2 separate regions of the Homo sapiens genome follow, and region 1 is linked to region 2. Evidence: chromatin contacts called from ENCODE Hi-C or POLR2A ChIA-PET data. All regions are on one chromosome and are shown on one strand. The core of a region is the stretch at or near the end of the contact, and the rest is flanking DNA. Distances in the headings are between cores, read along the strand shown.

Region 1 (5,181 bases), core at 2,682-5,181, 210 kb before region 2:
AGGTTCTTCTTTTATTATGGCCTCCTACTCCAGTAACAAACCAGAAAATGATAATATTTGGCAGGCACAGATACTGCAGTTTGCAAACTTTAAAACGTATTCAGAGAAGCAAGTAAAATTTACATCAAATGGACATTTGCATTCATTTCCACTTAAGTGCAAATTATGGCATTTTGTCTCTGGACTTGGCCAAATTTATCCACTACTGAGTCATATGCAAAATGAAAACTACCTGTAATTTCCGCAAGTATAAACCTTCAAGTAACATTTTCCTTCCTTCTGCAAGGATAAGAAGGACTTATGAAGTAAAATGTGGTAATTTTAGAAGATACATGCACTCTTAAACCAGTTCTATCTATGGCTTGTCTTATGTGTATTTTCAATTTTAGTTGGAACTCCTGACATTGGCATTTCTTTTCAGTTCCTTACGGGAGGGCAGTGGCATGGTCCTATCTGAGGTGAGGGTCATTTCCATCCCTGAGTGGGTGAGCTCAGGTGTTAATGGCTATAATTATTTCCTGGACAAAGAAGTTTTATCTCTTGTTTTTTAAATATAAGTGATGCTCCCTCTTTCTCAAGTTCATATTTCTAAAAGGTTAGAAAACAAATTGTGAGTTCTATATATGGGTCAGAACACAAGAGTAGTTTAATAATTTGACTGGATAGACACTTACTAGGAACCATAAGAATTATCTCGGTGCATAAAACAAACCATTTGGAAAATTTCTAACCCACATTCTAAACTCGTTTAAAGTAGTTACTAGGTTGATAAGTTTGCAGCAAACCTCTGTATGTGAGGGTGCCAAATACATTATTTTTCACGAAAGAAGTTACAGCATCCTAGAGAAAATACAGAATTTCAGAATGAAGCCTCTCACTAATGATGCCAGTTCACAGAACACATCTGAATATTCACAACCAGTGACCATCTGGAAAGCCATACTGTCCAGTCTGACAATTCTATGGCTCTGGCTGCCCCATTTCTCCCCACTGGATAACACATTTACATGTGAGGGAATGTTCCATTTGGCCTTTTTCTTTGTTGTATCATCTCTGTTGTTTAGGTTATGATGTCATTTGGCAGCAACCTTCAGCTGATAGCTGGACATGGTTAACACAGCTGGCCAATTTCATCTCAGAACAACACAACTATGTAAAATGGAGTCTGGGCTTTTCAAAATCCAAGAGCAAGGAGTTGTATGGCTGGATTTTATATGAGATTTATCGAAAACTGTTAAAACTTTCTAAAAGAAAGGAGATGAAGGTAAAGCCAATTCTATAAAACACCAAACTGCAAACAGAGCAGTTAGGAACCAACTTTCTTCCTAAAAGAGCAGTAACAGAATTTGTTTCCTAGCTTGTCAGCATCTGACGAGATGATCTGACAGAAATGGTCTTTTTTCAACGGGAAACATCTAAGGAGTTGGAAGAGGCAGACAGGATGTAGCTCAGAGTTGGGGAAACAGCCAGAGTCTGCTTGGATGGGATGCTGACACTAAAGAGAACGCAGAGATACACATGACTCTTTCATCTACTTTCAACCTTGGAAGAGTCCAGCACAGACAGGTCATGTAAGATCAAGGGGTCGGGTAGGAGGGGGAAGTGGCTGGGGAGAAATAAACTGATCACTGCTATTCAAAATGACATTAATAAAACACTTATTGAGCTATATGTCAGACACTGCTCTCAAAGAACTCATGGTTGAGTAAGGAAACAGACGAATATGTTAATATAGTGTGATATGCACAATGGAGATATGTCCTTGGTATGAGGGAAGGCACAGAGGAAGAGGTTTCTGAGATGGCCTCCAGGTAGAGATGATAATGTGAGTTAGATGCTGAAAGATGAACAGGAGATTTACAGGCATGGAAGGTGTGGGGTGGGCCAAGGGAGAGCATGAATAAAGGCAATGAGGGGAAAACAACATGTTTACTGTTATTGGAATTACTGGAGAAGACAGGCAATATATGAGACTGGAGGTTATTACTGGTCTTTTTATGCTACATTAAAGGACTTAATCCTACAAGTAGTAAATGAAGGTCAGAAAGCAGGAAAGTGACACAAACAGACTATGGCTTAAAAAGACCACTTTGGCTGAAGTCTGAGAGATGTATCACAAAAGGGTGAGGCTAGAGGCAGAAGCTCAATTAGGAGGTAGCTGCAATAATCTAGGCAAATGATGATGAGGGCAGGAATTAAAGGAATCTAGTAAGTTTATGTCGTAAACTCTGGTTTCTTTTTGGGGCCATGTATTTCCAGGGTTGGCCTCCAGAGTTGCTAGAAGCTCTCAGCGCTGGTCCTGGTCTGTGCCCACAACACAAGGGAGAGGAGGGTGTGGTGAACAATCTTGTCACCTTGTTTGCTTTTCTTCTGTGGTGTTCCCTAAGAAGTCTGTGAAAACTCTACGGGATGGGAGGGGGTCAGCAGATAGTGAAAGCTGGATGTAAGATGATGACATCTGGAAAGATAAAGAGGCTGCAAATGGAAGATGAAAGCAACCAGGATGCTCTAGTGATCTGCCTTCAGAAAATCTAATATGTAAAAATCACATCCCAATTAATATTCTAAGATTCACTTTCTCCCTCTACATTTTAACATCTCTGAAATTGGAATGCATCTTACAGTTAATGTGATAATAAAGAATTGTGTCAGTATAGTTGGCAGAAGTTGTTTGTTTTTGTAGTGGCACATAAAATAATGGCTACATAGTTTCTTAAAGTTAATGGTGTCTTAGATTTGATAGAGTAAGTGATACATATTATAGGAAACATCACGACCATTGTATTTTCCTTAGGTTAAAAATTGTCACTTAGGTCCTGGTTGCAGATATGAGCCCCCACCAACTAGCTTTGGGTCACAGACCACTTTTGTATGTGAAAATATGTATAGGATTTTGTCATGGGAGGAAGCATCATAATTCAATAGGTCATTATAAAATTTAAATGATCATGTGCTATAAGTTAGAAAGGCACATGTATGTTTAATAACCATCACAGTAGATAGAACAGTAAATCAAAGTCCATTCTATACTAGTGATGAGTTCTAGGGTCACTGCCACATAATAAACATTATTTTCCAGAATTTTTTCTGAAATAAAATAATTTTTCATAGATATAGAAATTGTATTACAGCCAGGCACGGTGGCTCACACCTGTAACCCTAGCACTTTGGGAGGCTGAGGTGGGGAGATCACCTGAGGTCAGGGGTTTGAGACCAGCCTGGCCAACATGGTGAAACCCCATCTTTACTAAAAATACAAAAAAAAAAAAAATTAGTCAGGTGTGGTGGTGCACGCCTGTAATCCCAGCTACTCGGGAGGCTGAGGCAGGAGAATCACTTGAACCCAGGAGGCAGAGGTTGCAGTGAGCCGAGATTGTGTCACTGCACTCTAGCCTGGGGGACAGAGTGAGACTCCGTCTCAAAAAAAAAGAAAAAAAAAATCATATTACAAATAAATTCCATCTTAACTCATGTTTAAGTAGCTCTTCATGTTTATAATATTATAATTATATTGTATATATGCATAAGTCAAACACAACACAATTCTGATTACAAGCAAACACATGAAGTTTTGATTTTTTAAAATCTTGAAATATGGTACATATGTACAACATTCACTGTAAAAATTTATTGTATACTTTAAGGAATAAAATATTTTAAAAATCCTGAGGCCATAAAATTTTATTCTAATAAGAAATTCATGTCAATAAAAATAAGTCCTCCATTTAATTCACGCCCTTCTTGAATATTTTTAAGGATTTCTTTCAAGTACACCATTAGAATGTGTTTGATATTCATCGCTATGACTATTAGTCTTGTAATTTCTATTCATTATCACCATGGGGACACGACTCTTTTTGCTGCTGTCAGTGGTTACACCGCCATGCCCTTGGCAACAAAGGGTCTGCTGGAGATGTGGCAACACTGTTGGAGAAGGCTGTGCTGATAGAAACACACCAACATGTCCCTCCTGCAGCTCTGGGTCACACACATATGCATACTCCAGAGCGGCTGATGTCCTGCCCAGTTCCTTCCCCTCAGCCTGTCCTCTGGCTTCCCTCAGGGTGGGGCTCCAGAGACAGCAGCTGTTTCCAGCTGTACACTTTCCTTTAATCTGTCATGGACTCTTAAGCTGCAGCTGCCAGGCATCTGCTCCCTTTGGATCTTACAAAAGGAGGGATTATTCGAGAAGCAAATTCCTGAGTTTTGGACCATTCCACATGATGTTAAAGAAGTCAGGAAATGTGTCTAAGACTTTGTCACGAGAAGAAATGCCACAATAGGTCTTTATAAATTTTAAATGAGTTCAAGAACCTCTTATTTTTAATAACACTCTTATCCTAACCCAAATGCATACCCTTCTTGTTTAGTAAAATATTCTCCCTAGATTGGCCATCTCAATATTGGTCTACTTCTCCTGGAAAATATCACACATATCTGGGGTTACTCTACAGTTTTCATTGCCCTGGTTTCATAAAAACACATCCAAGGTTACTAATGTTTCTCCAGATGCTGCAGTTTAGACTTGGAGGGAAGACAACAATCATTTCCTGCAAAGGCCACAAGGAAGAGGCTTCTGTTTGCATTGTACCGAACGATACAGAAACTGATTTGCTACAGACCAACAGGAACTGCATGAGGCTGGGCATTCATTGTGCATCCAGATAGCAACTTTACTCATAATGTATTAGATTAATTGTGTCAGATACCACGCTATCACAGTAACATTTGGTTAAGCCAGAGGTGTGGGTGAAAATTTAACATCCTGGTTAACAAATGCAAGGGGAAAGAGTTATTTTGATGGGAGAAATATTTATTCCTAACTACTACAAGGATCACATAAAAAGGAGACAGGCCACAATAATTTTCTGCTCTGGTTTGGCACATTGTAAGGTAACTTTCAGTCTTTTAAAAATATTTGGAAACAAGAGAGGGAAAAAGTTTTGTTTGAAAGAAGACTCTGGTGCAAAGAGTATGGAGAATCCACAGGCAAAGAGGATTGAAAGAGGAAAACTGCTTGACTGTTTAGTTTGGCTGAATCAGTCTGCATTACAAAAGCCTGAGACAGAAGACTGCCAAATGTATGCCAGGGAAAAAATAAGGGGGTGAGATTCGAGAGTCCACACAAACACAACACATTCTTGAGGGCAACGTCCATGAGAGGTACCTGTCTCTCCCCAG
Region 2 (6,087 bases), core at 1,800-4,299:
AGACGGATACTTAGAAAATCCCCAAATATTTAGATATTGAGTAATACACTTCTAAGTAGCCTTTGAGTCCAAGAGGAAATCACAAAAAAATGAGAAAATATTTTAAATTGGAATAAAAACTAAGTATAAAAAAACTTGTAGGATATAGCTAAAGATGTGCTTAAAAAGAAATATTAGTTTTAAATGTGTATTTCAGAAAAGTAGAAAATCTGAACTAATGATCCAAGTAATCTTTTAGATCCCACTTTCTAAATTATCATTTTGTAATTGATAAATTCCACTGTGGTCACAGTAACTGGAATCTTTGGAAATTTGTCAAGACCTGCTCTATGGCTCAGCATATAACCAATTCGGTAAATAATCCACATGCACTTGAAAAGAATGTATATTCTGCAAATTTGGGGTGCAGTGCTTATATACGTGTCAATTTTATTTGTTGGCTTGCTCGTTCATTCATTAAATCAATCAAAACCTAAAAGTGGCTTTTTGGGTTGTTAAATCTAAGACTAAAGCTAAAAGATTATTCATAAACTGAAGAAATAATAGTGATTATGGAAAGTTAAGTTGTATTCTAGGCCTCAAAAGGCATTCAACAATTGGGATTATTTCTGGCATAATAAGCTGATTCACACCATGTTTCACAAAGGTGATAGCAAACAGCTTACCTGATTTTCATCCTGTACTTCCATGCTGTATTGGTCACCTGGCTGAACTTCTGTGACTTTCTCTCCAAGGAGGAAACCCAGACGAGTCATGAGTGTGTTTGCTGCCTCATCTACAGATGGAGGGGGGCCAAGCTCCTGTTCAGCATCACCTGTAACAAGAAGGCATTGAAGAACATGAATCTTTCAAAATAAAATGGTCTAGTTCTGCAACTATTTGTACATTCACTTTGGTCATTTCTTTAGTTTTCACATTTTAACTCAAAAATTACAAAGTTATGAGGTTTTTCTTGGACTACTCACTCCCAATATAAATTCGCTTCCAAGTAAAAAATTTACACGAATCAAATAAAAATGAGCCAGGGAACTCAAAATGATTATAAATGTGAGGCAGAAAAAAAATTTTACCTAAAATGAGTATCTGTTTATGTTAGGTTGACTTACCGTCCATATTTATTCAGGCTTTGTTCTAAATTCAGAGCATTTAATCTCACCTTGTAACAATCCACAGTAGCACAGATTTTAAAGGACTTTACAAAAATCTTTTTATGGGGTCAGATATATCCATTAGCATTACAAGCATTAACTGAAGTGTCATACGGTTTGATGCCAAAACAACAGCATCACAAAACACAATCATATCCTATTATTTAGGATATTCAGTATTACACAGTAAACCACTCCAAATGCTAAGAAGGTAAGATCTGCATTGTTATTATTCCATTTAACATTTATATCAACTTCTCTAATAAAGTCACAAGCTGGGGGTCAGAGATAGGGTATATGTGTATTTTTGTGTATTAGTACTGAACTCAAGTTCCATCTGTGAAAAATCTCTACAAAACTCTCACTGAATGTATGTCAAGGTAGAAAAACAAGGCTCTATTTTTCCTCTCCTATTATCCTCCCAGAGGCAACATAAATAGATTTCTTTGCCACAGAACAGAAATAAGAGAATCAGTAGGGTTATTTTTATGTTATAAACATTTAGATAACTTATTTTTTTCTCAAGAACAATTGAAAGCTTCTTATTCCTTGATAAAATGAAAAGGCAAAACTGGTCTCTTCAAATTAATGAGTAACACTTTCCTCCCTCCTAAAGGTTAAACTAACTAATCTTTTGCAAATTTTTCTCATTGTAGATTCCAGACCTCTAGATATTCTGGGGCTCTATTTCACTGTCTCCTACAAAGTTACTCTGATAATAAGTGTTTCCTATGTACATGGTTAACAACAGATACGAGAATTTATACAACACGGAGATATAGTCATTGACTTTGAAAAGTTTATAATCTATATGGAAAATAAGAGTATATATTTATTTAGCATATACTTACATAATGCTTATGATGTACAAGTCACTAGTGTAAACACTTTACATATATTAGCTTAACCTTCATAACTTTAGATTCCACTTTCTAAGGTAGAAATTATTACCCTCATTTTACAGATGAGAAAATAGAGGCACAGATACATTAAATTATTTGCTCAAAGTAATAAAACCAGTAAATGGCAGAGCCAGGATTAGAACTTGAGCTCCCTGACTCCAGAATCTATGCTCCCAATGAGCACAACACAGTGTCTTCCTCACTGGAAAGAAATATTACAAATGGTGAGAATGTCTGAATAAGAGATAACTTGTAATAATAGGCATATTGCTCATAGCATGTTAATCTCAATAATCTTAACAAAGCATGTTGTAAACACTAAGTAAGGTAATCGAATGGAGGTTCTTAAGAGACAGATAACTGCAACCCTTTCTACATTACTACTTTCAGTACTTCCAAGTACTAATGCAGAAAGAAGTTCAAGAATTCTTCTGTGAGTGGCTATATTAGATACTGCTACCACACCAGGTCCTTTTCATCTGGTTTGACTGGTATTTTTTAAACCTTGCTAAATCTACTTTTTCTTTCCTATTTACTTACCTCGTCTCAAAATATCATTTGAGGATGACATTAATATATTATCTGTCGTGCACTCTATAACGAAAGAAATCCGATACCAGGTTATGATACGAAAAAACTATCTTTGGCAATTACATTTGTTTTGAACTTTTCTTATTTGTTGATCTTGAGTAAAATTTTACACATTATGAAAGGCCTAGTAGATGAATTAGTGGGGGCTTCTCAAATAACAGACAGGGACCTAATTGCGAATCCCTCCATCTTAAGTCTTAGATTATCAACGGCTGCCTCTGTCTCCTCTTCCTGAAAGTATGCCAGGATTTCTGGTGGAATAAAGTAGAAACAGTAGAGGCACTTCCTTTCTGGTTTCTAGATTACAGACTTAACTGTCAGTAACCTCTTCCCTATTCCACTTTCATTTCCTATTTTAAAATAAATTAAAAATAGTTACTTCTGAAAACAAACAAGGGTGGGGCCAGGCGCGGTGGCTCATGCTTGAAATCCCAGCACTTTGGGATGCCGAGGCAGGTTGATCACTTGAGCCCAGGAGTTCAAGACCAGCCTGGGCAACGTGGTGAAACCCCGTCTCTGCAAAAAATACAAAAATTGGCTGGGTGTGGTGGCGCGCGCCTGTGGTCCCAGCTACTTAGGAGACTGAGGCAGGAGAACTGCTTGAACCCAGGAGGCCGAGGTAGCAGTTAGCCATGATCATGTCACTGCACTCCAGCCTGGGCAACAGAGCAAGATCCTGTCTGAAAAATAAATAATATATTTTTTTAAAAGGTGGGAATATCTGAAATATATTTTGAAGTTGCTCTGTAGGACCAGATGAACAGCTTCTCACTTGCAGGAATTTATTAGTTTGGTGCAAAAGTAATTGAGGTTTTTGCCATTATGGCACCATTAAAGGTAATGGCAAAAACCACAATTACTTTTGCACCAACATAATAGTGTATTCAAATACTGTATGTTGAAACACAAAGCCAGGTCCTCCCCTCCAAACCATTTCATTTAAAATATGCTTAAAATGTCACCAGGTCACGCATTTTCATTTTTTTCCTACTTAGTGTACGTTGATTCTGCATTCTTCCTTAAATACTACCATTTTTCTTCCCTTTTTGTTTCATTTCTACTTCCCACTTGCAAGTAACTGCTACGATAAAACCTCTCTGCCTGCAAAATGAAAATTTACCAGGAGAAAAAAGTCTGGCCAGTGGAATAAAGATAGCCTTTTTCCCCCTCATTACAATTAACAATAGGGCCATTTGAAGATCACTAAAAGGGAGGATTTAATGGAAATAGTGGTAGCTTAAGAGAGAGAAATCAGTGCTAAATTATCAGGGTTATTGGGTTCTTAATTTTTAAGAACAGAGAAAGTGATTTAAAAAAATTTAAGAAAATTCTTTGACATACTTTAAAGATTGTCTGGTCTTTGGAGGCAATGTGTATTTTAGAATGAGTTTCATCCATATTGTGTGTATCAAATCTTCTTTTTTTGCAGGGGGGAGGGTGCATTATGGTTTTCCATGTTCATGGTTTGGAAGACAATTTTGTTATGATATCAATACTCCCCAAATCAATCTACCAATTTAATGCAATCCTTATCAAAATTCCAGCTGCTTGCTTACTCGCTTCCTTTCCTTCTTCCCTTATTTTTGCAGAAATTGACCAGCTGATCATAAAAATTATATGGAAATATAAGGGGCCCAAAATTAAAAAACAACCTTTAAAAAGAAGAACAGAGTTGGAAGACTCACATTTCCTATTTTCAAAATTTATTACAACGCAACATTAATCAAGGCAGTATGGTACTGGCATCAGAATAGACCAATGAAATAAAGAGTCCAGAAATAATACTCTTACATTATGGTCAATTGATCTTTTTTTTTCTTTTCTAGGACAGGGTCTCGCTCTGTTGCCCAGGCTGGAATGCAGTGGTACAACCATGGCTCACTGCAGCCTCGACCTCCTGGGCTCAAGCAATCCTCTTGCCTCAGCCTCCTGAGTAGCTAGGGCTACAGGTATGCACTGCCATGCCTGGATAATTTTTTTAAAAATTTTTTTGTAGAGATGGTGCCTCATTATGTTGCCCAGGCTGGTCTTGAACTCCTGGGCTTAAGCAATCCTCCCACTTCACCCTCCCAAAGTGCTAAAATTACAGGCATGAGTCACCATTCCTGCCTTGGCCAAATGATTTTTAACAAGGATGCAATGACAATTCAATGGGAAAAAATAATCTCTTCAACGGTGTTGGGACAACTGGATAACCACAAACAAAGGTATGAAGATGAAGCCCTACCTCATATATCAAAATTAACTAAAAATGTATTGTGGACCTAAATGTATAAGCTAAAACTATAAAACTCTTAGAAGAAAACATGGTAGTAAACTTTGTGACCTTTGGTTAGGCAATGATTTCTTAGATATGACACTAAAAGCACAAGTGACAAAAGGAAAAACAGATAAATCAGACTTCATCAATATTAAGAAGTGTCATGCTTCAAAGGATACCATCAAGAGAGTGAAAAGACAACCCACTAAATGGGAGAAAATATATGTGAATCATGTGTTCAAGGGACTTGAACCCAGACTACATAAAGAACTCCTACTACTCAACCATAAAAAGGCAAATAAATGAATTAGAACATAGGCAAAATACTGGAATAGACATTTCACCAAAGAGGGTATACAAATGGTCAATAAGTACATGAAAGGATGTTTGACATAATTAGTCATTAAGGGAAATGCAAATCAAAACCACAAGGAGATATCAAGTTATATCCACTAGGATGGGTAAAACAAAAAAGACAAGCAATAAGAAATAGTGAAATTTATTGGAACCTTCATACAATAATGGTAGCAATGTAAAATTGTGCAGACACTTTGAAAATAGTTTGGCAGTTCCTCAAGATGTTACACATAGAGTTACCATGTGACTCAGCAGATCTACTCCTAGGCATATACCCAAAAGAACTGAAAACACACATCAACTTGTACATGAATGGTCATAGCAGTGTTATTCATAACAGTCAAAAATAGAACCCCACTGTCCCTCAAATGGTGAATGGATAAATAAAATGTCATATATTCCCATTAGGGAACATTTGGCCATGAAAAAAAAAGAAATACTGATACATGCCATAAAATGAAAGAACACTCACTGAAAGTATTGTGCTAAGAAAATCAGACACAAAAGACTACATATTGTGTGATTCCAATCATATGAAATGTCTGGAATAGGCAAATCTGTGGAAATAAAAAGTAGACAAGCCATTGCCTAGGACTGGGTTGTGTGGGGAGTGACTGTGAATGGGCACGGGACATTTTTTTTTGGGGGGGGGTGATAAAAATGCTCTAAAATTAGTGGTGATAGTTACACAAGTCTGTAAATATACTAAAGTATCACTGAGGTGTACATCTTAAAAGGATGTATTTTTTGGTATGTGAATTACATTTCAGTATAGCTGTTATTAATAAATATGAAAACCCCATAACAGTACAGATAGAACCATGTACCC

What was found. Hi-C counts contacts between places; a loop is a spot of excess contacts on that map. ChIA-PET counts read pairs that join two places held with the same protein, here RNA polymerase II (POLR2A). Pooled maps may share reads with other maps.
Region 1: a map of dorsolateral prefrontal cortex shows a loop between it and region 2 (3-fold over the local background). The contact joins two enhancer-like sites. A Hi-C loop is called at or near these places in 3 of 168 maps with a recorded cell type or tissue (aorta and dorsolateral prefrontal cortex), 1 of 37 single-sample maps with no recorded cell type and 6 of 50 pooled maps. POLR2A ChIA-PET finds 5 or more read pairs at or near these places in 3 of 52 experiments (HCT116, Panc1 and activated CD4-positive, alpha-beta T cell).

Annotation. Positions count from the first base shown.
Region 1 is chr17:63,398,901-63,404,081 of GRCh38, reverse strand. TANC2 (tetratricopeptide repeat, ankyrin repeat and coiled-coil containing 2) reads right to left here. Exons shown (of 28, transcript NM_001394998.1): 19 at 5,168-5,181. The region is part of intron 2 of LOC105371856 (a long non-coding RNA gene); the gene reads left to right. Among named protein-coding and RNA genes, the nearest start is that of CYB561, 45 kb to the left of the region's middle. RefSeq lists a silencer at 3,800-4,094. Within about 2 kb of position 3,931, at least 9 of the 41 ENCODE cell types and tissues checked have a DNase peak (open chromatin) inside an H3K27ac peak, as active enhancers do.
Region 2 is chr17:63,188,718-63,194,804 of GRCh38, reverse strand. TANC2 (tetratricopeptide repeat, ankyrin repeat and coiled-coil containing 2) reads right to left here. Exons shown (of 28, transcript NM_001394998.1): 6 at 666-814. Among named protein-coding and RNA genes, the nearest start is that of TANC2, 230 kb to the right of the region's middle. Within about 2 kb of position 3,049, at least 5 of the 41 ENCODE cell types and tissues checked have a DNase peak (open chromatin) inside an H3K27ac peak, as active enhancers do.